Linked DNA regions of Homo sapiens: region 1 is linked to region 2. Evidence: read pairs that join two places in POLR2A ChIA-PET (ENCODE). Cell type or tissue: PC-9. All regions are shown on one strand. Links, peaks and the distances in the headings refer to the core of each region. The heading gives the core; the rest is flanking DNA.

Region 1 (5,499 bases), core at 329-5,328, 88 kb before region 2:
GACTCCTGACACAGGAAATCCTCAACCCTAGGAAATCCTGAGAACATGCGCCCAAGGTAGCTGGGCTACAACTTGGATTTATACAATTTAGGGAAACATAAGACATCAATCAATACACGTAAAATGTATGCAGCTTCGGTCCAGAAAGGCAGACAACCGGAAGTGGGGGCTTCCAGGTCATAGGTGAATTCAAGAATTTTCTGGCCAGGCATAGTGGTTCACACCTATAATCCCAGCACATTGGGAGGCAGAGGCAGGAGGATCAGTTGAGCCCAGGAGTTCAAGACCAGCCTGGCAACATAGTGGGACATTGTCTCCACAAAAAATAAAAAAATTAGTCTGGCGTGGTGGCATGTGACTGTAGTCCCAGCTACTTGGGAGGCTATGGTGGTAGGATTGCTTGAGTCTGGGAAGTCGAGCCAAGATCATGCCACTGCACTCCAGCCTGGGCAAGAGAGTGAGACCCTGTCTCCAAAAAAAAAAAAAAAAAAAAAAAAAAGTTCTAATTGGCAATTAGTTGAAAAGGGTTAAGTTATTATCTAAAGATTTAGAATCAGTAGAAGGGAATGTCTGGGTGTCTGGGTTAAGATAAGGGGTTGCGGAGACTAAGGTTCCTATCATGCAGATGGAATCAATAGAAGAGAATGTCTGCGTTAAGATGAGGAATTGTGCCTGAATTCCAAAGGCACGTGGGTGTAATGAGAACGAGGCATGTTTGTCCTCACTTTTCATCATGGCCTGAACTAGTTTTTCACACTAACTTTGGAATGCCCTTGGTGGAGAGGTCCATTCAGTTGGCTGGGGTACTTAGAATTTTATTTTTGGTTTACATTATCTATAAGGAAAACAAATTTGGTGTAGGTAGTTGCCTAGGAACTTATGTCCTCTGTTGGAGGGCAGGGGTTCTAGCTCTGGACCAATCTCAATGTTTGCATTGTAGTTGTATGATAAATATGCAATTAACCAAATAGAGTAAACTAAGCAATTGACCTAATCATGGATGGTTTATCTGTTAGGGTAAGTTTTTTACTCATCCATGGCCCCAGTTTATTATTTATTTACCATTTAGACACTGAGTCTTCCTTGGTTCAATTTACTGTGACCTAGTTTTTTTTTAAATATTGCTAAATAAATTCAAATCCATCTTTACCATTAACATCGAGGTAGAAATGCTCTTCAAGTTTTATGAGTCTGTTAATCCATGAAATTCTGAGAAATTTACAAGGAGAATGATGGTATTACATAATGTAAGTGTCACAGTGAAATAGTCACAGTTATTCAGGAGAACTTCTTTTCTCCCTTTCTGTGTTAGAGCTGATATGTCAGCAGAACAGAGTGCGCTCATTCAGAGTGATCTCTTAGTTGCTGTTCTTTGGTTTGGTCATGGGTGAGTTAGAGTGCTGTGTTCTTACACCAAACCCGATTTGTGTTACATGAGCTGGTTGTGGTTGCACATTCTTTTTGAAAGTGTTTTCCTCAATCTATGATTTCTAACATTTGAAAGGGAATTGTTTTAAAAAATAAAGTGCAGCAATACAAAATATTTACTTGTAACAATTCCAAATTCAAAAGTAAATGAGATGTGTTTAGTACCCATGACGAAGATCCCTAGTAAATCTTTTTTATTTTTATTTTTTTAAGCTTCAGGGACACATGCTGAAGCTGGTAAATCTCTATTTCCAGTTTCCTGATTGTAAATTCAGACTGTCTTGTAAACAGCTGTAAACTAAGAATAAAACTCTGAGCTCTGCAAGCATGTGAATGGACCCCTTCTCTGGGCCAAGGGCATTCCAAAGTTCAGGCCATGATGGGAAGAGGGGGCAGGACATGCCTTCCTCCCTTTGGAATTCAGACACAACTGACCAACATTAATGTTAAAATAGAGATCTTAATACTAATGAAACAGCTTTTTTTTTTTTTTGTAGCAGTCAGACACCAAATTCCAGCCTGGTCCTAGAATAGCATCACATGACAAAGAGCAGGCCCTGAAAGAAATTGAAGTATTTTACCCCAAAATGTATTTCTTTGGCATGTTTTGAAATGGTCCTGCAAAGCTGTCTCTTGTGGGGGAAATCTACATTCTGTAGAGAATCCCCTTCCCTTTTCCAGGTTTTTTCCTGATCCAGGAGAGAATTAACTACGAGTTTGGCACATTTTAAGTCTGATAAGAGACATTTACAATCTATCCTCTCTGAAACCTTCTACCTGGAGGCTTTATCTGCATAATAAGAACCTTGGTCTCCACAACCCCTTATCGTAACCCAGACACTTCCTTCAGTTGATTCCAGGTCTTCAGATAAACTCTTTTAAACCAATTGCAAATCAGAACATCTTTGAATCTACCTATGACCTGGAGCCTCCCCGCCCGATTATAGTTGTTTCACCTTTTCAAACCGAACCAATGTACATCTTGTATCTATTGATTGATGTCTTATGTCTCCCTAAAATGTATAAGACCAAGCTGTACCCCAACCACCTTAGGCACGTGTTCTCAGGACCTCCCGAGTCTGTGTCACGGGCACGACCTTAACCTTGGCAAAATAAACTTCTAAATTGATTGATACTTGTCTCAGATACTTTTTGGTTTACACACCAAAAAGGCTTTTTTTACTTTTATTTTACATGGAGTACTGAAGTCCTTTCAAACCAAAACTGAACTAGCCCCCATCCGGAGAAGTCTGAGAAAAGAAAATGTCACGCTATTGCTAAGTAAAACCCATGTGTTTTCAGTCATGGTTAGCAGCAGGGACCAATTAAGCAGGTGGGAAAGAAAAAGGCTTTCCCTGAAGTCAGGTCTTTGTTATGACATCTTATGTTTGAAATGAATTTTCTGAACATTAAACACCAATGAGTCACCGAGTTCCATGGAATAACAATTGTGACTGTGATCCTCTACAAACGGACAATGAGATGCCTGCCTTCAGCTCTCTAGTGTCTTCTAACAGTGGCATTCACCTCTCCTCCAGCCACCACCTGGCACTGAGATAGCTTAGAGGCACCCTGAACTCAGTTTTCAAGACAGCTGCCTGGGAAATTTCTTGAGTGAAGGCCCAGTCCCTGAAAAGTTCTGAGGAAAACTAAAGTGTGACTCAGAAGTCCATTGATTCACCCCTGCTCATCTTTCCTTCCTCACTCTGGGTCCGGAGAGAGGGTGAGGCTCTCCCTCGGGAGGTTAGCCCCACGCGTATATTGCATGATTGACCAATTCCTTATTAAATGAGAAAAACGGGAAAGAGAAAAAATATAGAAGAGCCTGAATGTTACCTTCAGGCAGGAGGCTCTGGAGACGGGTTTTCCAGGGGTCTTTTTTGGAGAATGCCAGAATCCCCTCTGCTTTCCCATCTGAAAATGGCTGAAGAGGGGAAGAAATGGCCTGTACGCATTTCCAGTGGTGCCACATCAAACTGCTTTTTCACGTTTGATTATAGACAACGAAAACCCAGGCCTTTGTCCCATGAGCATCAGAACCACTCATCAGAGTAGTTCTCCAACTGTGCACTCATCTCACTTATTATTAGAAACCTGGTTACTTTTGGTTTTGATTGCTTCTCATTATAAGCCTGTTAGAATACGATATAATGAAAATGTGATAAACATTTATGAAACAACTTTATGCCAGATATGTCTCTCTAGGAGGATGCTGAGCTCAGAATTATTAACCTACGTAATTTGGAAATAGTTCTTCAATCTTATTTAAATCCAGGTGGGATGGCAGAGAATGCCAGACTACAGAACCCCTTCCTAGGTCTCCCTGCCCAGTAAACCTATTTTGAGAAGAAGCCATTGAGGTTAGGAATGACTTGCCCTTTGGTGAAGCTATATGGGCTCACACTTTCATTTTGTAGATACTAACACCACAAGTGGTCAGGCAATTTGCTCCACTGAAGGTATCAGCCAATGCAATCAAACAAGAGAAAACGATTAGAGAGATGAACATTGGAGAAAGAAGTACAACTATTTCTATTTATAGGTGATGTAGTATAGCTATAGATGACTTAAAAGAATCAATAAAAAATACAAATAGTAAAAAATTTCAGTAAGGCAGCAGGTTATAAAGTTAATACATAAAAACAATTTTCTCATCCACAAACAAAAGCTAGTTGGAAAATATAATGGAAAAAACTTGCTTACATACAATATCAACAAAGAGATAAAATAACTAGAAATAAACTAAACAAGAAATGTGCAAATCTTACATGAACAAAACTTTAAAGGAAAAAGGAAAAAAATTATTTGAAGGAACAGAAAGACCCAGCATGTTCTTGGCTAGAACAACTAAATCAAAGTACAAATGTTGGTTTATAACAGGGTAATATGTAAATTCAATATGTTTCTAATAGATTACCAACAAGATTTATTTTTATTTTCATTTATTTTATTTTTATTTTATTTTATGTTTTTGAGACAGAGTCTCGCTCTGGTGATCCACTCACCTCTGCCTCCCAAAGTCCTGGGATTATAGGCGTGAGCCACTGCATCTGGCCTGTTTGACTACAGTTTAATTTTATTTTTTTAATTATTATATATATATTTTTTTGAGACAGGGTCTCGCTCCATCATCCAGGCTGGAGTATAATGGCACCATCTCAGCTCACTGTAACCTCTGCCTCCCAGGTTCAAGCAATTCTCCTGCTTCAGCCTCCCAAGCAGCTGGGATTATAGGCACACGCCACCAGGTCCAGCTAATTTTTGTATTCTTAGTAGAGATGGGGTTTCACCATGTTGGCCAGGCTGGTCTTGAACTCCTGACCAAGTGATCTGCCTGCCTTGGCCTCTCAAAGTACTGAGACTACAGGTGTAAGCCACCATGCCCTGCCAACAAGATTTTTTTCTTTAGAGCTAGACAAGTTGACTCTTAAATTTGTATGGGTGAGGCCGGGTGCGGTGGCTGACACCTGTAATCCCAGCACTTTGGGAGGCTGAGGAGGGTGGATCATGAGTTCAGGAGTTTGAGACCAGCCTGGCCAACATGGTGAACCCTCATCTCTACTAAGAATACAAAAATTAGCTGGGTGTGGTGGCATGCGCCTGTAATACCAGCTACTTGGGAGGCTGAGGCATGAGAATCGCTTGAACTCAGGATATGGAGGTTTCAGTGAGCCAAGATCGCACCACTGCACTCCAGCCTGGGTGACAGAGAGGGACTCCAGCTCAAAAAAAAAAAAAAAAGTTTGTATGGGAGAAAAAGCAACAAGGAGAGCCAGGAAAATCTGAAGCAGAAGAGCAGTAAGGAGAATGCGCTGTACGAGATATTGAATCATAAGAGAAAACCTCTATAACTGAAAGAATCTGACCAACAGAACCAAATAGAAAGTTTAGAAAGTTCAGAATCAGACCCAAGTATATGCAGCTATTTGATATATAACATAGGTGGCATGTGAAGACATTAGTGAAAATGGTTTTTCAATAAACAGAGGTGGAAAAACTGAAAGTCACTTGAAAGCGAGTTAAAATTGGATCTATATTTCCCATACACCAGAATAAACTTTAAAGGGATCA
Region 2 (5,218 bases), core at 219-5,218:
TTTTTTTTTTTTAGTGTTAACTGGGGCATGAATGTGGCGGTTTCCATCACAGGTGCTGAAAACACTCTTGGAGGCAACTGCAGCTCTTTTGAAAGTTTTAATTGCGTCTTTCAATAATCCTTCCCCCAGGAGGAGCAAAGGCCAGTGCAGATGATGTATCAGGAGGCCACGTTTAAGCTCGCCCACGTGGGCGAGGTGCGCGCGCAGCTGCTGGAGCTGCCCTACGCCAGGAAGGAGCTGAGCCTGCTGGTGCTGCTGCCTGACGACGGCGTGGAGCTCAGCACGGTAAGACCCGGGCTGCGGGAAGAACCCAGGGACACCTTTGCGGGCAGAACTCGAGTGCCACTTCCACCTCTCATATTCACCTTCTGAGTTGGCGATGCGGCAGACGCACACTGTGCAGGCACTTGGCGTTGGGATCGAACTTTTGTTCAAGGCTGACTTTTCCCAATATTGTCTGCGTGATCTGCCAAACTACACATCTCAGTCCTCTGTTTTTTCATCGCTAGAAGGAGTGGGCGGCGGTTAAAATGCCTTTTAAAATAAATCAGGTAGGAGGAAGCTTATAAAAATCCTGCTAGTTTGATGAATGGCAGACTTTTAACTCTAAAAGCATAAATGACTGCTCGGGGTTATTGCCTCCTAGAGTTATGATGAGGATAAAATGTGGGTAATTCAGGTAACAAGCTTACCACATTGCCTGGCAACTAGTAAATGCTCTACAAATGTGATCCATTATTACAATCATCATTCTTAGCATTATGCTTTTAAAGTCTAGGAACCTGAAATAGAGAATGAGGAAGTCTTAACTTTGACCTAACAAGGCTGGGAGGGGGCATCCAGGGAGGTGTGAAGTCCAGTTCTCAGAGGGTGGGACCAGAGGCAGCCTCTGAGGGCACATCCAGGCACTCGGCTTCCTTTCAGCATGGATCTCCAGGGTGAGAGAGTCAACCATGGCAAATGGCAGGCAGTGGGACCCCATGACTTAAGAGGTCTGTGTGCGCAGCAGCCATTGGCTCTCCCTCTGCCCACCTTCCTGAAACTATGCTCCGGAAACTATGCAGAATCTCTCTGGGGCAGATAATCCTCTGGTAACCTCTCTGCTCCGGAAACTATGCAGAATCTCACCTGGGACAGATAATCCTGTTGGAGTGGCTCACACTGAGAGCCCTTTCGTTTCCAATCCTTTTCTTTACTAGCAATGGTTTGTTGTCTTTAAAAAGACTATGTTTGAAAAAAAAACACAGTCGCCTGGGCATTGACACTTGTCACAATACAAGATGTCTCTGGAGTTGTTGGATAAGGAGAGGACAGCCACAGCCTTCCTGCCTCTGACTGCTTGGTGTCTCTCCCCCTTGTCAAGGAAGTGGCACATGGGACATAGGACAAGTAAGAGTGCTCACAAGCTTCTGGCAGATGAAGGGGCCACTGATCCTATGTGAACAAACAACACCTACGTGCAAGGGGAGGAAGGGAACTGTGAGTGCCTGTGCGCTTGTACATGTGCACTGAAGTCGGAATCTTAAAGTCTAATTCTGGTCTTTCAGGTGGAAAAAAGTCTCACTTTTGAGAAACTCACAGCCTGGACCAAGCCAGACTGTATGAAGAGTACTGAGGTTGAAGTTCTCCTTCCAAAATTTAAACTACAAGAGGATTATGACATGGAATCTGTGCTTCGGCATTTGGGAATTGTTGATGCCTTCCAACAGGGCAAGGCTGACTTGTCGGCAATGTCAGCGGAGAGAGACCTGTGTCTGTCCAAGTTCGTGCACAAGAGTTTTGTGGAGGTGAATGAAGAAGGCACCGAGGCAGCGGCAGCGTCGAGCTGCTTTGTAGTTGCAGAGTGCTGCATGGAATCTGGCCCCAGGTTCTGTGCTGACCACCCTTTCCTTTTCTTCATCAGGCACAACAGAGCCAACAGCATTCTGTTCTGTGGCAGGTTCTCATCGCCATAAAGGGTGCACTTACCGTGCACTCGGCCATTTCCCTCTTCCTGTGTCCCCAGATCCCCACTACAGCTCCAAGAGGATGGGCCTAGAAAGCCAAGTGCAAAGATGAGGGCAGATTCTTTACCTGTCTGCCCTCATGATTTGCCAGCATGAATTCATGATGCTCCACACTCGCTTATGCTACTTAATCAGAATCTTGAGAAAATAGACCATAATGATTCCCTGTTGTATTAAAATTGCAGTCCAAATCCCATAGGATGGCAAGCAAAGTTCTTCTAGAATTCCACATGCAATTCACTCTGGCGACCCTGTGCTTTCCTGACACTGCGAATACATTCCTTAACCCGCTGCCTCAGTGGTAATAAATGGTGCTAGATATTGCTACTATTTTATAGATTTCCTGGTGCTTAGCCTTATAAAAAAGGTTGTAAAATGTACATTTATATTTTATCTTTTTTTTTTTTTTTTTTCTGAGACGCAGTCTGGCTCTCTGTCGCCCAGGCTGGAGTGCAGTGGCTCGATCTCGGCTCACTGCAAGCTCCGCCTCCCGGGTTCACGCCATTCTCCTGCCTCAGCCTCCCGAGTAGCTGGGACTACAGGCGCCCGCCACCACGCCCGGCTAATTTTTTGTATTTTTAGTAGAGACGGGGTTTCACCGTGTTAGCCAGGATGGTGTCGATCTCCTGACCTCGTGATCCACCCGCCTCGGCCTCCCAAAGTGCTGGGATTACAGGCTTGAGCCACCGCGCCCGGCTATATTTTATCTTTTATCTTTTTCTTTGACATTTACCAATCACCAAGCATGCACCAAACACTGCTTTAGGCACTGGGGACACAAAGGGGACAGAGCCATCCTCCTTTGACACCTGGTCTTCAGTTCTGTGCCCAACGTATATAGTTTTGACAATGACCAGGTTGGACTGTTTAATGTCTTTCAACTTACCACGTAATCCTCTTGTAGGGATCACATCTTTCTTTATGATATTGTATTTCTCTACCTCTAACAGTAAAAATTCCATTCAACCCTTAAAGCTCACTTCAAATTCTTCTTTGAGAAGTTTTTCCTTTCTCCGCAACCAGATGTACATATTTGAACTCTCTTTGTACTTGGAGGGCACTTCTTTCGTGGTAGTTCTTTTATTTTTATTAATCTCTGTATCCTTAGATAGTCCTCCAACAACCAAAGGTTGGGACTCTGTCTTACATATCTGGGTGCCCCTCATAGTGCAGTAATAAGTAAGTTGATTATATACGAGCTATGTAACTTATATTTTTTAATGGTTGGATATCACTGAGTTTTTTTTTTTAAGAATTTTTTTATTGAGGTAAACTTCACATAACATAAAATTAACTATTTTAAAGTGAGAAGTTCAGTGCCACTTAGTATTGTTAACAATGTTGCATAACCACCACCTTTATTTAAAGTTCCAAAAAAAATGTTCTCCTCTAAAAGGAAACCCCATCCCATTAAGCAGATACTCTCCATTCCTTCCTTCCTCCAGCCCCCAGCAACCACCAATCTGCTTTCTGTCTCTATGGATTTATCTATTCTTGCTATTTTATATAAATTGAATTGTATGAGACCTTTTGTGTCTGGCTTCTTTCACTTAGTACAAGTTTTTGAGATTTATTTACATAGTAGCATGTATCAACACTTCATTTTTATGGCCAAATAAAATTGTATTATGTGTTTATAGCACAATTTATTTATCCACTCATTCATTGATGGACTTTGGGTTGTTTCTGACTTTTGGCTATTGGGAATAGTGCTGCTATGAATGTTTGTGTACCTGTATTTGTTTGAATGCCTATTTTGCATTCTCTTGGGTATATATCTAGGAGTGGAACTGCTGGGTCATATGTTAATTCTATGTTTAGCTTTTTGAGGAACAGACAAACTGTTTTCCACAGCAGTTGAACCATTCCACATTCCCACCAGCAATGTATGAGAATTCCAATTTCTGTCCACTTCCTCACCAACACTTATTATTTTCCTTTTCCTTTTTTTAAAAAAAATAAGTTATGGCCATCTTAGTGGGTGTGAAGTGGTATCTCATTGTGTTTTTTATTTGCATTTCCTATGTAATGAGCTAGAAACTAAAGTACAAACTAGATGGGACATCCAGTCCCTTTGATAGATAATGCTGAGTAAAAAATGAGATGAAAGACATTTGTTTGTTTTTAGAACACGAGTGACAGTTTGTTAAAAAGCTTTAGAGGAGGAATGAAAACAAAGTGAAGTACACTTAGAAAAGGGCCAAGTGGACATCTTGGATGTCAAGTGCCTAGTTCAGTATCTTTTTTTTTTTTTTTTTTTTTTTTGAGACAGTGCCTCACTCTGTCACCCAGGCTGGAGTGTAGTGGCATGATCTGGGCTCACTGCAACCTCCTCCTCCTGGATTCAAGCAATTCTCTTGCTTCAGCCTCCCAAGTAGCTGAGACTACAAGCACCCACCATCACACCCAGCTAATTTTGTATTTTTCAGTAGAGACGGGGTTTCGCCACATTGGCCGTGTTGGTCTTGAACTCCTGGCCTCAAGCGATCCGCCTACCTCAGCCTCCCAAAGTGCTAGGATTACAGGCATAAGCCACTGAGCCCAGCCCTAGTTCAGTATCTTTTATGTAAATTACAAACATCTGCAACATTATGTATCATATGCAGATACTTATTGCATTTCTTTTATTAGTGGTGAAAGTGTTCTATGCATTTATTGGCTCTTGAATTTCCTCATCTATGAATTGTCATTCATACACCTACTTTTCTGCTTCGTTTTTACATATGTCTTTGCCTATTAAAGATATTATCCCTCTGTTTTATATTTTCTCTCATTCTTGTATTGCCTTTTAAATTTTGTTATGATGTTTCATTAATAAACAGTGTTTTGTTTTCCTCTATAATCAAATCTAGATTTTCCCTTTGTGATTTCCGACACCACTTCCATTCTTAGAAGTACTTTTCCATTCATAAAGTAGTAAAATAAAATAGTTTTTTCTCTAAACTTTTATTTTTGTAATGATTTAACTAATTCACATGGAATTTGATTTTGTATTATTGACATTCAGGAGAAAGCATAATTTTATTTATTAGCCAATTTCTGGATATTGTAAATCTATTTTTCCATCTTTATTCTTCTGGTGAACTTTAGAATAATTTTTTAATACCCAAAGTAATTTTTTTAACTTTCAATTTTTTGGGAGGAAGGATTAGCATGACATTAAGCATATAAATTACTTGAGTAAATTGATGTATTTACAATGTTTAGTCATC

Evidence for each region. Peaks named below come from ENCODE experiments on the same cell type or tissue, not always from the same donor. Only the 100,000 strongest peaks of a DNase experiment are listed, where the experiment ranks them.
Region 1: POLR2A ChIA-PET joins it to region 2 with 8 read pairs; 12 of 35 experiments call an interaction of 5 or more read pairs at or near these places.

What each region holds. Positions count from the first base shown.
Region 1 is chr6:2,974,259-2,979,757 of GRCh38, reverse strand. No RefSeq gene overlaps it. Among named protein-coding and RNA genes, the nearest start is that of SERPINB6, 5.4 kb to the right of the region's middle. In PC-9, for the core only: no CTCF peak of the experiment used is centred there; a DNase peak (open chromatin) is centred at 2,857; H3K27ac peaks cover 2,724 bases.
Region 2 is chr6:2,886,900-2,892,117 of GRCh38, reverse strand. It overlaps SERPINB9 (serpin family B member 9), which reads left to right. Exons shown (of 7, transcript NM_004155.6): 6 at 130-285; 7 at 1,548-4,848. The coding sequence ends at 1,955. All of the region lies in intron 2 of SERPINB9-AS1 (SERPINB9 antisense RNA 1), which reads right to left. Among named protein-coding and RNA genes, the nearest start is that of SERPINB9-AS1, 5.5 kb to the right of the region's middle. RefSeq lists a silencer at 4,386-4,586. In PC-9, for the core only: no CTCF peak of the experiment used is centred there; no DNase peak of the experiment used is centred there.